Regions from separate parts of the Homo sapiens genome. Here all the other regions are linked to region 2. A link is a contact called in ENCODE Hi-C or POLR2A ChIA-PET data. All regions are on one chromosome and are shown on one strand. Each heading gives the region's core, a stretch centred on a gene start or an enhancer-like site at or near the end of the contact. The rest is flanking DNA. Distances are from core to core; before and after follow the strand shown. Region 1 has its middle 48 kb from the start of PLCL2. Region 2 has its middle 82 kb from the start of PLCL2-AS1. Region 3 overlaps PLCL2UT (PLCL2 upstream transcript).

The links. A loop is a pair of places that touch in the nucleus more often than their neighbours do. ChIA-PET counts read pairs that join two places held with the same protein, here RNA polymerase II (POLR2A). Pooled maps may share reads with other maps.
Region 1: a pooled map shows a loop between it and region 2 (1.9-fold over the local background). The contact joins two enhancer-like sites. A Hi-C loop is called at or near these places in 3 of 168 maps with a recorded cell type or tissue (HCT116, OCI-LY7 and gastrocnemius medialis), 2 of 37 single-sample maps with no recorded cell type and 6 of 50 pooled maps. POLR2A ChIA-PET finds 5 or more read pairs at or near these places in 1 of 52 experiments (OCI-LY7).
Region 3: a pooled map shows a loop between it and region 2 (2.6-fold over the local background). The contact joins two enhancer-like sites. A Hi-C loop is called at or near these places in 3 of 50 pooled maps. POLR2A ChIA-PET finds 5 or more read pairs at or near these places in 2 of 52 experiments (K562 and OCI-LY7).

The regions. Positions count from the first base shown.
Region 1 is chr3:16,835,138-16,839,738 of GRCh38, forward strand. No RefSeq gene overlaps it. Among named protein-coding and RNA genes, the nearest start is that of PLCL2, 48 kb to the right of the region's middle. Within about 2 kb of position 2,619, at least 8 of the 41 ENCODE cell types and tissues checked have a DNase peak (open chromatin) inside an H3K27ac peak, as active enhancers do.
Region 2 is chr3:17,134,319-17,139,061 of GRCh38, forward strand. No RefSeq gene overlaps it. Among named protein-coding and RNA genes, the nearest start is that of PLCL2-AS1, 82 kb to the left of the region's middle. Within about 2 kb of position 1,918, at least 5 of the 41 ENCODE cell types and tissues checked have a DNase peak (open chromatin) inside an H3K27ac peak, as active enhancers do.
Region 3 is chr3:16,739,654-16,744,318 of GRCh38, forward strand. The region is part of intron 1 of PLCL2UT (PLCL2 upstream transcript); the gene reads left to right. Among named protein-coding and RNA genes, the nearest start is that of PLCL2UT, 18 kb to the left of the region's middle. Within about 2 kb of position 2,443, at least 4 of the 41 ENCODE cell types and tissues checked have a DNase peak (open chromatin) inside an H3K27ac peak, as active enhancers do.

The DNA.
Region 1 (4,601 bases), core at 1,369-3,868, 300 kb before region 2:
AGGCCCACTCCCCAGTTATTCAATCAAATACTAATCTAGGTGCCCCAACACAGGTATTTTATGGATGGTAGTTAAAGTCCAAAATCAGTTGACTGTAAGTAAGGAAATTTTCCTCAATAACCTGGGTGGCCTGATTCAATCAGTTGAAAAGCCTTAAGAGCAAAGCTGAGGTTTCTTTGAAGAAGAAAAAATTCTGCCTAAAACTGCAGCTCCAGCTCCTGCCCAAGAGTTCAGCCTGCCAGTCCTCCTGGACCTGCGGATTTTAGTCTTGCCTACCCAGCCCCCAGAATCACATAAAGCAGTTCTTTGCTATGAATGTCTTATTATATGTCTCCTATTGGTTCTGTTTCTCTGGGTAATCCCCACCAATACACCCTGCTTGACACCTATGAAGTTATCCATTTCGATCATACTCATTTTGTCAGTCTTTGGCTTGCAGAGAAAGATAAGAGAAATGTTAAAGTTGGAAAAGTAACTTGGTTGCCTTCAATGGTGATCTCACCTCAGTAAAATCTGAGGCAGGTCACCATTTTAGGTGACTTCAAAGTTTCTGGGATAGGGTGGAAAGTGGGACAGGAGCTCAGAATGGGAAAATCAGATGCCATGCCATTGCTGGTCCCGGTTTGATTGGCCACCAAGAGGCCACCAGGCCTCACACGGCTGTTCCAGGGAAGTCCACTCCCATCAACAAAGCAAAAGTATGTGACACAAAGTGTGGATTACTCCCTAAAAGGCCCCATCTTAGTTGCTTTTAAGTAACAAAGGTGTTTCTATTTAATACTTTAGTTGGTGCCTGGCTCATACATTGTTAACATCTTTGAGGAAAACAACTGAGGAATGGCATTGTCAAAATCTGTCATAGGCTCTAAAAACTCAGATTTCTATTTCGTGGTGTATAAAATTCGAGGAGCAGACTTCCCAAGTTTCTTTCCAATGCCAACATACTTATGTTTCTCTTTGATAAACCTGTCAGTTTTTATTACCAATTAGAATAGCCTACAAAGTAAAAAATGTTTGGCAATGGATTTGGGTGGGCAGTCCTCAGAGAACCTGAATTGTGGAAAATCAGCCTTATCAGGAGGTCTATCCCAGAGTGGGAGAGCCAGCTGCAGTCCCCTAGAAAGTTACAAGCCTACCTTCTGAGAGACACTTGCACAAGTACGGGAATTCTTCTGAAACGGAGAACTCTGCCAATTGCTGTTTATCACAGTTTCTCGGTTTGCTTTTCAAGTACCAGACTGTGAGAGAATTACCTTCATTGCTAAGACAATATTTGTTTCCTTAGCTTCTCAGTGAGTGAACAGTGACCCAAAACCTGGGGCCAATATGTGTAAGACTTTGGAGAAAAGAAAGATTTTGTGAGGGAAAGGGAAAAGGGGTCGTCTGAATTTGGATTGAGATTAGTTTGATTGGGTAATGGAAAACAACCAAAAAACAAACTAATTCTTTGTCAAATCCCACCACAGAGGCACATTTCAAAAAAAAAGACATCAATGCCCCTGAAATCAGGGAAAAGGCCACCACAGGAATTTCAAATTTCCATCACCACAAACATCCTCCAGCAGTCAGCACCAAAGCCAGATCACGTGACCTCCAATCCATCTGTAGACTGAAACGATAACTTGTTTCAGTTATTTCAAAAATTTCACAGACTTTATACGACTTGTTCCCAAATCTATATAGATGGTGTGATAAGGAACCAAATATAAATTATATTTAAAAGCCCTACTGATCCCTAGTAGCTTTCAGTCTTTTCATCACTCAAGTCACTGAAAGTCTAACTACTTGTACACCAAGAACCATTTTTGACTTTGAAAGAAGGTCCTCTGAGCACAAAGTGAAACTGCCTTTGCAAAAATTGTAACTGAGGAAATTATGACAGTGAAAGACATCAGACCTAACCAACTCCATCTTGCTTCTAACCTTTAAGCTGTCCTTGTTCATTCCTGGGCACAGGGCAAACTAAGCTTAGAAAGAAATTTAGTTGTTTATAGTTTAACTCTGAAACAAACTAAATAATAGCCCTTTGACTGGAACCAGTCTGCCTTTGTAGGACTAAGAGATTAGCTACAAGATTAAAAATTATGGTTTAGGGACAATGCAACCTCTGACTGCAAGAGTCTGAACCTCCCCAAATTGCTCCTGGGAATACCATCACTATTGTAAAAGTCAAGATTAGTGCCCGAGATATTTTGCAGACTCTGCACTTCATGCACCAGCTGATACCACCCAGACGCGTAATCTGGCTCAACCAGTTCTTTGATCTCACCCAGGAACAGAAGACAGCAAAAAATATTCACTTCAACCCCCTATGATTCCATCTCTAACCTGACCAGTCAGCACTCCCCACTTCCTGAGCTCCTGGCCGCCAAATTGTCCTTAAAAACTCCGATCCCCAAATGCTCCGAGAGACTGATTTGAGTAATAATAAAACTCCGGTCTCCTGCACAGTGGGCCATGCATGAATTACTCTTTCCCCATTGCAGTTTCCCTGTCTTGATAAATCGGCTTTCTCTAGGCAAGGTGAACCGTTCGGCAGTTAAGAAAAAGTTGGATCCATTGTATTATAGATGAGGAAGAAGAAGCTATGCACTACCAGGCTTGCCCTGCTGGCCCGTCCTTGGCTTCGTGGAGTCCCGCCAAGCCCACAGTTGCTGGTTCTGTCCACACACTCTCCCACCGCAGTTGTCAGACATGAAAGACATCCCCAGCTGTCTAGAGTGAGAGGGGACACAGAGAGGAGGCTGCAAGGCCTGCCTGTGTTTGTGCCTTAACCTTTAAAAGCAGGGCCCTGCAAAAGGACAAGGGCAGTTTAATTTAAATCTCTCTGGAGCTTAAACTCAGCTCTTTTCTTTTGTTTTTTTGATTCCACCTTGTTGCTCTTTCCTTTCTTGCTGGATTGTGTTTGCATTTTCTCCTGAATGTGTGGTTTCCATCTCGTCCAGCAGATCTAAGGTAATTTCAGTTTTGTTTCTAAAAATGTCATTGTCTGCTTCTTTCCCACCGTCTGTCTTTTGTCTTTGGACAATGTGAATATTTAGCTGCATAACACATAGAGATTCTCTTCCCAGTGCTTTATTTTAGGACTACCCAGATCTGATGTAGTCAATAAAACACTCATCTGTCAGTTTTTTAGCTCTAATATGATGTCTAATGAATACGTTAAGTGACATCACATGAAGCAGAACTGTGGGCTACTGCATTTTTTTTTTTTTTTGCCTGCATATTTTTTGGTACAGGAAAAGTAAGACACTAGATTTTGGATATGCTTTCCTATTTTCTTAAACAAACTCTAACAGTTGTTATCTGTCAAACCCAGGGGACTTCAAATGCTGATACTTGGTGTCTTCAATATGACTACATACATAATCTGGAAATAGTCTAGCCTTCATTTCGTAAAAGCACACATTGTTTTTTTGCTGCAGGCATCTCAATGTTGGAATAATGTCTTATTCTTAGACTTTATGTTTTTCCATTCTTAAGTAATCCTGAAACTAGCTCAATACATTGAGCTGGCTATGTTGTTTTTCAGATGGATTTCCTGAATTGCTAGCATCAAGTACTTTGCTCTCTTTTCATGACACCCCACTTCTATTTATAGCCAACAGATGATCAGAAGCCAGGGTCAAGGACAGTTGCTGTTTGGTCAAGCCCAGCTGTTGAACGCTGATTGGTAACTGGCAAGGTGTGGCAATTGCCATCTGGCCATGCCAGGGTCCTGATAGCACTGCCAGCATTTGTTTAATTCAGGCAAAGCAGCTAACTTCAGCTTGCTCTGCTGAAGCAAACCTGTTTTGGACATCTCAACTGGTAAAATTGGTTCCTGAGTTTAAATCCAACTTGAAAATTTAAAGCAGCACCATCTGAGTCATTGGGGTCTATCAAGACACACTTTATATCCCCCTTGGTTCAGATTCAGAGACAGAAGCATGTAGTCTCAATTCCTTTCTGACGAACAGCATTGAGTACTTCTGCAGAACATAAACTAGAAAACCAATTTCTGTAGCTCAGAAAGATGAGTATTTTTATGGCTCTCCATACTGGAAGGGAGAGATGCATTAAATCAATCATATGAATTAACATGGCATCGTGGAGCAGTATCCTCCAGAAATTAGATCAGCCCCTAAAAGAAATCAAGTCACTGTTAAATGGTGGAGTATACATTCTGTTAGTGAGTGACTTGACACTTGTGAGGGTTGAGGGACTGGTGGGAAAAATGCCTGCTCTCTTGGTTAAAACTTTACTGGGACTGGTATTCAGAACTCTTGGCAAGATTTATGCAGATCCTGCTTTGTACTTGCAAATTACTTTCACAATAATTTCAATCGTTATTAATCAGCAGGCATTGTGTGAATGACAGATGCTATATAATCTCTACAAAACAGTCCTCAGGATCTGGTATTCCACAGTCATTTTCCCCGTGCAAGGACCAACAAAGCCCAGCATCTTCGCCATCTTTCTGGGAGAGGTTGGAATGTTTTCCCTTTTTTACGAGAGGAAATTGAGTCACAGTAAGAATAAATGCCTCTCTGGGAGCCAGGATGACACTCGACCTCAGTTTCTCTCTTAGAATTAAAGGACCCCGGCAAGCGTTCACAAGG
Region 2 (4,743 bases), core at 668-3,167:
GGTTACGTTTCTTGGAGTAAGAAGCGGTGAGTCCAGGAAAGGGATCCCAAAGGCACACCAGCGGGCACCCACAGGGCATGCTGCCTGGTGCCATGGACCCTCAGGGCCTCCGTGGAGTACTCCCCTTCCTCCTCTCCATTTGTCAGCTGAAAAGCCAAGAGCAAGAGAACAGCCTTCACGCCCAGGGCCAGAAGGGGCTCACTTTCCTCCACTCCCTTTCCATCCATGGCAACCGTCACCTGCAAGGGGGCCAGGGAATGCAGTCAGCTTGCCCAGGAAGAGGAAGTAGACTCATGAACTTCTAGCCAGTCTCTGCCTTCGTAACTTTCACTTAAAATTTAGTTTCAAGAAGCTATGTGGGTGATCCCCAAAGCCTGTATTTCTGGATTTGTCAAGTAACTTAGCGGTAGAAAAGCATTCCTTACTTGGCGGCCATATCACACCTTCCAAATGCCCCTGCACAGGCTTTGAGATATTTTCAACTCATGCTCTATACAAGTGCAGATGGTTTAAAGATGCCTGGTTATGGCTGAGGGAGGTAGAGAACTCACTTACAGGAATCTGGCTTCCCTGGCTCTGGCACACTCCTGGACGAGGTCCTTGGCACCTAACTCTCCAGGCATTTCAAACCCAGGAGGTCTTTAGGCCTGCCTTTGTGGTAATACCGAGACAAGAGGACATCAATGGGGTGTCTGCTTTGTGCCAGGCACATTGCTACATCATCTTGAGGTATCCATAACACTACAAACAGGCTCAGGGATGAAAAGTATCAACTAGTGGTTATCATGTGCGTATACATTAACTCATTTACTCCTCAGTCAAAATTCTTAGGCTCCTTGTCCTTCAGTTTTCTCATGTGTAAGATGGAGGTGAGAATACCTGTCACTAATATCCATTCTTCCTGTCCTCCTTTGTATTATAATAGCCCATCCACTACCATCACCAATTTTTAGCTGCATACATAATTGTCTGGGATAATGCAAACATTTCCCAGGCTTCCTTGAGATATGTGACTAAGTTCTAGACAATGAGATATAAATAGAAATGTCATACGCAACTTCTAAGGAGTGTTCCAAAGGAGCAAGCCTGAATTTCTTCAACTATTCCTTCTTCCTACTGGCTAAAATATGGATGTGATGGCTGGTTCTTGGGCAGCCATCTTGTACTATGAGGAAGACAATAGATATTGAGAAAGGATGAGGAAAAGGACACAATCAAACCACATACCAGCCTATGGCTCTCCCCTTTGGATATCATTCGCCTGTCAGGGAAATTGATCACTATCTAATTTAAGCCTCTGATGCTTGATCAGCCACATTGGTATGATCTGGGAATTTGTTAGAAATGCAGAATATTGACCCCCACCCCAGACCTGCTGAATCAGAATCTGCATTTTAACAAGATCTGCAAGTGACTTGTGTACAAAATAAAATCTGAGAGGCACTGGTTCCAGCAGCTACTGTTATCTGAGAGAGGCCTGTCACTTAACAGCTGAACTCAGTCCTAACTAATGTCCCACTGCACAACACTGCTGGGAGGATTAAATGAGTCATGAAGTCAAAGCACCTAGCACAAGGCTCTGCCCAGCATGGGGAGTGAGAGTTCATGGGTTAAATTGCCTTGGGGGTGGGTTCTGTGATGGAGCACAGATTTATGGCAACATTGCCATCTGCCCTGTGGGCTCAAAGACATCCCCTAACTGTGTGAAACTTTGGAGACAGAGCAGAAGGGGTGCAGTATTTGTTGAATACCAACTTGAGAGGTTTTGTAGAAGCCATTAATTAGGGACCAGGGGAGGGAGAGGTCCTGGGATGTGCCTTCCAGAGCCTGCTGCACAGCTTTGACCCCAAATGGTGTAGACCTAGGGAGCAGGAGGGGAGGGAGGTCTTAGATCATTGAGCACGGGTGGCATGTGAGGGACACAAAGCACCCTCTTCATAATGCCTGCGAGCATGAGAACAGCCACATACTGGTCTCTCATTCCCGCACCCAGGCTGTGGAGGGAGAAACCTTCTGGCTGAGGAATGGCTCTGCTGCTGTACTTATCCCAATTTTCCAGCTGGCCAGGCTTTATCTCTCCTGTGATGTGATTGATGGAGCTCTCCGCAGGGCCTCCCATTATGGTCTGAAGGACACGGTGGCCTAGTTTTCGTGCAGGGATGCAGGGAGGCCAGTCATGCGGGACTGTGGCCCACTGTGTGGGGTATTTTGGAGACAGATGGGACTTTTCTGACCAGGAGGTCATGGGGTGGTTCTGAGGCAAGGGCTCCTGTAAAAATGCCTGTGCTCAGCTGAAGCAGAAGGTTCCTAGAATGGAAGGAGCAAGAACTGACGTGGGCTCCACGTCCGTCGCATGCTGTGGCAGGCCTGCCCTGCTCCTGCCCTACTCTGTGCTGTCCACCAATTGTCTGGTGGCTGGAGCATGCCACACCCTGACAGCCCAGGAGGGCTTGGTGGGTATCCCTGCCAGGAGAGTCCACTTGAGTGGCTACAACAGTGCTGTGCTCTGTGTGTGTGTGAGGCTGTGTGTTTGTCTATTTCTCTGTGTCTCCACCATCTCTATTTTCCCCAATACCTGGAAGCAGAATCACAGCATGTTGAGAGGTCTCTGGGACTACATTGCCCCGGTTGTTGGAATCCTGGCTCTAGCTGTTGGACCATGGACAAATTACTTTGCTGTGTCACAGATTTTCTATTTGTGATGGAGATCATTGGATTGTTGTGAGAATTAAATGAGTTGACCCATATAGAGTCCTCACAGTAAGCCCTCAGTCAATGGTAGGTGATGCCTTCCCTCCCCAACCCAAGGTCCTACATACTACTGCCCAGCAGCCTGAGAGCGAAGGGCCTGCACCTGTCAGGAGTCTGGGAGGATATGCTGGGGAAGGTTGATGGGGCAGAGGTGAGGACAAGCCCAAAGGAGGTACTTCCTCACCTCTCTCCCCTTCCTCCTCGGTAACTCACTAGATGATCCTGCCCTCCTGCAAAGTGACATCTCAAGTCACAGCCACCTGGCAAAGCCTTCCCTTTAGCTGTCACAGCAAAACAGAAAAGGCCAGGGTTGAGTGAGAAGACCTGGCACCAACACTCACTGTACAATCTTAGGAAAATGACTCATCCCCCTTGAGCCTTAGTTTCCCCAGGTGTAAAGTGGAGATGACATCGTCTTTGCCCTCCACACGCCCCTAGGGCTGGCTAGAACTCGGAGACAACTCTGCCTCCTCCAGTCTGTGTTCTCCCTCCCATTCATGGGACTCTTCAGATGCCACCTGTGTGCTGAGGCATTTACGTTAGTCAGGTTAGGTCAGGCTTGCCACAGTAACAAATTATCCTTGAAATCAGAGCTGGCTTCTTTCTTGCTAACACAGACTCTAGTGAGGGTCTGGGGACTCCCAGGGCAGCCTCCTGCCCCATGGTGACTCAGCAATCCAGGTGCTTGAATCCAGGCTGCCTCCTTCTCAACCCAGGGCTTTAGTCACCACAGCTGGGAAGGAGAGAGCGGGAGGGCTGCACGCTGACCCATAGATGCTTTATCCAGGAGTCCCAGGCAGCACTTCTGCTCACAGCCCATTGGCTAGAACCTTCCCGTGGCTTTGCCTTTCTGCAGGGAGGCAGGGCAACGTGGAGAGCATACCGTTACCCAGTAAGCAGCAAACATCTTGCCAAAGAATCTCTTTCCATCTTAACCTCTGCCTTTGTGTTCTCAGTGTCATGGGCCACTGAAAAACCTGCAGAGGAGCTCCAGGCAAAAATGGCACCATCCTGGGGCCACGTCCAGCTCAGGGGAAGAGTTGGCTGTGTCAGTACAAGTCGGACCTCTTCAAGTGTGGGAGAATTTAATCACAAATCCAAAGGTCCCACCAGGCCAGTGACCAAGTTCAGAGCCCAGGCCCACAAGCCCTAGACTTTGAAACAGAGTAGGGAGGGGCCAGCCATCCAGAGGACAGACCTGCTGCCTGTAGTCGCCAGGTTTGGAGTAAGTCCCCAAGAGTCCCTCTTTTGTGAAATCCCCTTAATTCTATCCAGTTACAAACAAAAGGAGATTCTGTTTCTCCAGAGCTACCAATCCCTTAAGTGGCTTTCCCTGTTACTTGGGTTCTTATTAAGGTTACTTGGGACTGAGTCACCCGTCCTTGAGTGACAGTTCAACTTGAAGGCAATGTCTTGCAGAGCTGCTGCCCCAGGTGCCATCACCAAGTGCCCTGCTTGTAGTAATCTCTTTTTAAATGACTATTTTCTGCTTAAGCCCATCGTTGCCATGTAGGTGACTCTGACATTTTAGCTAAATGTCTTCTTGGGAGACGTCATCCTCTCTTTTAAAGCAGTAATTCTTTCAGAGGGATTTTACCCAGGGGCAGAGATGGTGAGGTGAGGGGGACTGCAGAGGCTTGGGCTGGAGCCTTTCCCAGGCAAGCAGTGCCAGCAGCCCAAGCCATTCCCTGGCCCTGAGGGGGCCCCTTGTGCCTGAGGAGGAGAAGACAGAGCAGGGGACCAAGATCCATTCTTTCCTCTCCTAAGAGTCCTAGACACTCAGGGGACTTGTCTTGTCGGGGTTCCCCGGAAGCAGACTCTGAGACAAGGACTCAAATACAAGTAGCTAATCTAGAAGGTGATGCCCAAAAACTCTACCAGGTGTGGGGAGACAGGGAAGGGCAGGGCACTGTTTTCAAGCCCATCCGGGCTGCCAGCACCTGGAGTTTCTTCCTCCTCCCTGGGGAGCTCCTGGAGGTGGAGTAAAACCCT
Region 3 (4,665 bases), core at 1,193-3,692, 390 kb before region 2:
AATGTTTCAGGGATATCTATGTCGTAGCCTGTATCGTACTTCATTCCATTTTAAGGCTGAATAATATTTCATTGTATGGTTGTACCACATTTTGTTTATCCACTCATTATTTGATGGACATTTGGGTTGTTTCTACTTTTTGACTATTGTGGATACTGCTGCTGTGAACATTTATGTGTAAGTTTTTGTCTGAACATCTGTTTTCAATTCTTTTAGATATACGGCTAGGAGCAGAATTGCTGAATCATCTGGTAATTCTATGTTTAACTTATTGAAGAAATGCCAAATTGTTTTCTACAGTGAGTCCACCATTTTACATTTCCACTAGCAATGTGTGAGTGTTCCAATTTCTCCACATCCTTTCCAACACTTGTTATTGTCTACGTTTTTGAATATAGTTATCTTGGTAGAGATGACATGATAACTCTTTGTGGTTTTAATTTGCATTTTCGTAACCACTAATGGCATTGAATGTCTTTCCATGTGTTTGTTGGCCATTTGTATATCTTCTTTAGAGCAATGTCAATTCAAGTCTTTTGCCTTTTTTAAAATTGGGTGGTTTTGTTGTTGCTGTTGAGTTATATAAATCATTTACCTATTCTGGACATTAAACCCTTATCAGATATAGGATTTATAAATATTTTCTCCTATTCTATGGGCTGTCTTTTCACTCTCTTGACAGTGTGCTTTGATACACAAAAGCTTTTAATTTTATGAAGCCCAACTTACCTATTTTTTCTTTTGTTGCTTATCATTTGGTCTCACATCTAAGAAATCATTGCCAAATCTAAGGTCATGGAGATGTACAACTAAGTTTTCTTCTAAGAGTTTTATAGTTTTAACTGTTATATTTAGCTCTTTGATCCATTTGCAGTTGATTTTTGTACATGGCATGAGGTGAGTCCAACTCCATTCCTTTGCATGTGGCAATCCCGTTGTCCCTGCATCATTTGTTGAATAATGTTAAGTGCTTTTTGAAAACATGTTTTGGGTGACTGCATAAGTTACATACTGCATCACCATTTGCTTACTTATTCCTCCTTTGTTTTGTGGTGTTCTAGAAATGCAGATAATTTACTCCTTGACCACATCTTTCTTTAGAAAACATGTTCAGCTCACAGCTTCAAAAAAGAGAACCCCTAGAGACATCATAAATATTGATTTTGGACATGGTAGACACTTGGCCAAAGCTGGGCCCATCAGATCTTTACTCTGGGAATTTAGCACTGGGATACTGATACTATGTGATCTAGATGTGTGGGAAACAAGTTTAAAGGTAACATAAAGTCTGGGTTCCATAATTTTTTTTGACTTTATGAACCATCTGGTTTACAACATCTGGTTATCATAATAACTGAGATTATTATGATAATTTCTGTATTAAAAGGACAGAAGAACCAGCTATAAAGCAGAAAAAAAGGATGCAGACACATTTAAAATAGAAACTACAAAAAATGGAGAGATTTGCAGTTTGTTAAATTTCTAATTCTCGTGAATTCCATAAGAATCTCTGCTTCCTTTACTTTCCCTGGTTTTCTGGAATTAGTTTGGGTGAATGTCTTTTCCTTTGCAAACAAACTTTCCCTGACTTAGACAGACCTTATACTGGTTAGGAATCTTGATTGCAAGAGACAGAAAACCCAACTTAACTGGATTAAGCCAAAGGACTCATACTGGCTTAAATACCCGAAAGTCCAGGGTATAGCTTGATGTAGGGACTAAAAAATGTCATGTAGACATGGTTCTCTGCATCCCCCAGTTCTACCTTCTGTGGTGTTCACTTAATTCTCAACCTTAGAAACTCTCATCTTCAATCATTCTGGCTACGAACAGTCTAAAAAGAAAGAACACTTTCCTACAACTCCTGAGCAAGTCTTGGATTCACTCTGATTGTGACCACATTGCGTGAGTCATGGCCCATCCTTGAACTAACCCCAAGGGGTCTTTTGCCAAGTCTGAGTCATATGTTCACTCCTGGGTAGGGAAAAACCTCATTGGAACCACATTGACTGAAAATGAGGAGGGAGGTTTTCTTAAATTCTGGATTCTGTTACAAAATAGAAATGATGCTGAGTAGACAAAGAAACAATAGATGCCAACACAGGCATTTAGATACATTCTAATTTTTTATTATTGCCTGTAACACTTATGTGCAGCCTTGTCCATAAATATTTGTTCACATCTCTCATTATGTCTTTAGGATATTGTTTAGCTCTGTTGTTGCATTGCAAATCACCCCCAAACTTAGTGGCTTAAAACAAAGACAATGATTCATTTCTCACTATTCTGTGGGCTGGCTGGGCTCAGCTGGGAAGTTCTGCTCCTTGTGGTATAGTTGAGGTTGCTCATGGAGCTGCATTCAGCTGATGAGTGGCTGGGGCTGTCCCATCCAAGACAGTCTCTTCTCCTCCTGGGCCTCTCTCCGTGTGGCTTTTCATCATTCCGCAGTGTAGCCTGAGCTTATTTATAGCGTGGTGACCAGCTTCCAGGATGTAGAGAGTGGAAATTCCCAGACAGTCCTCTTAAGGCCTAGGCCTGGAAGTCCCAGTGCCTTACTTCTGCTTCACCTTGTCAGTCAAAGCAAGTCACGGGGCCTTCCCAGATTCAGAGGGAGAAGGATATAAATATACTCCCAGAAATAGAAATGCCAGATGAAAGAGTATGCATATTTTAAGGTTCATGGTACATGTTGTGAGATTTGTTCCCCAGACAGCTTCTACCAATGTCCAACACCCCCCCCACCAGCAGTGTATAAGATCATGTGTTTCACCACACAAATGCAAACACTTAGTAATTTCACAGGTTTAAAAATAACAATGTGATTGTTGTCTTATTAATATTTGAGGGGTTAAACTTTTTCATATGCTTCTTAGCCATTAAAATAATTTTAATTATTTAATAACATATGTCTATGTTATTAGATTATGATATAGCATACCAATGTGTGCCATCATCTAGTTTAATAAAAAGCATCTTACTGTGAAATGTTCTGTGGGTTCCTCCCTAATTCTATTCCATTCTCTCCCTCTCAAAGGTAACCATTATTATAAATTTTTGTTTGTACTCCCATGCCCTTATTTTATCTTTTATAACAGCTTTTTTTGCAATATCATTCACATATCATACAATGGACCCATTTAAAGTATATAATTAATGTTTTTTGTACATTAACAGAGTTGTACAACCATCACTACAATACATTTTAAAACATTTTCATTATCCCCTAAAGAAACCCTGTACTTCTTAGCAGTTATATTCATTCTCCCCTTTCCCCTAACTCCCACCCTAGGCAATCACTAATCAATTTTATTTCTATTTAGATTTCCTATTTGGGGTATTTCATAGAAATAAAATTATAGAATATGTGGTCTTTTGTGTCTGGCTCCTTCACTTAACATGTTTTCAAGGGTCATCTATGTTGCAGACTGTATCAATATGCCATTCCTTTTTATTACTGAGTAATATTCCATTGTGTGAATACATCACATTTTATTTGTTCATTTGTCTGTTGATGGACATTTAGGTTGTTTACATTTTTGACTATTATGAATAATGCTGTTATGAACATTCAAGTACAAGTTTGTGTAGTCTTACATTTTCAGTTCTTTTGGAGTATTTCAATACCTTGGAGTGGAATTGCTGGGTTATATGGTAACTCTGTATTTAAACTTTTGAGTAACTGTCTTTCAGAGTGTTTCACACTTTGCCAGACTGTTTTCCAAAGTGATGACAGCATTTTACATTTCCAGTAGAAGTATGAGGGTTCCAGTTTCTCCACATCCTTATCAACCCTTTGTATTATCTGTCTTTTTGATTATAGCCATCCTAGTGGGTATGAAATGGTGACTCACTGTGGTTTTCATTTACATTTCCCTAATGACTAATGATACTGAGCATCTTTTCCTGTGCTTAATTTCCCTTCTTTTGTGATAGTTTAATCATGTGTTTGTATTTTTAGATAATATGTTAATTAGTTTTACATGTTTTAATGTAATTTTTAAATTGATATATAATAGTTGTACATATTTTGGAGGTACATGTGATATTTTGATACCTGTATGCAATGCGTAGTGATCATGTTTTGAAATTTATATTAATGGAATTCTTTATGCAAGTATAATGTATGCAGTTGTACATCCTTCTGTAAGATACTTATTTAACTAAATTTAACACTTCTGGGGTTCTCCATATTGAGGCATGTGACTGTAGTTTATTTCACTTATGTGTATATTCCATTATGTGAATACAGCAAAATTTATTTAGTCATTCTTTTATTAATGAACTTTTAGGTTAGTTCCAATTTTTCATTATTATACATGAGGCTACTGTGAATATCTTTGCCTACAGACACACAGGTGCAATAATTTTTCTAGGGCATAAATTGAAGTGAAATTCCTGGGTCATAAGACATACAAAAGTTCACCTCTACTAGGTAAAGCTAAATAGTCTTCCAACATGGTTGTACAAATTCACACTCCCCCAGTAGTGTGTGAGCATTTCTGTTACTCCATCCTCTCTCCAACATTAGACATTGTCAGGCCTCTGAGCCCAAGCCAAGCCATCGCATCCCCTGTGACTTGCACATATACGCCCAGATGGCCTGAAGTAACTGAAGAATCACAAAAGAAGTGAATATGCCCTGCCCCACCTTAACTGATGACATTC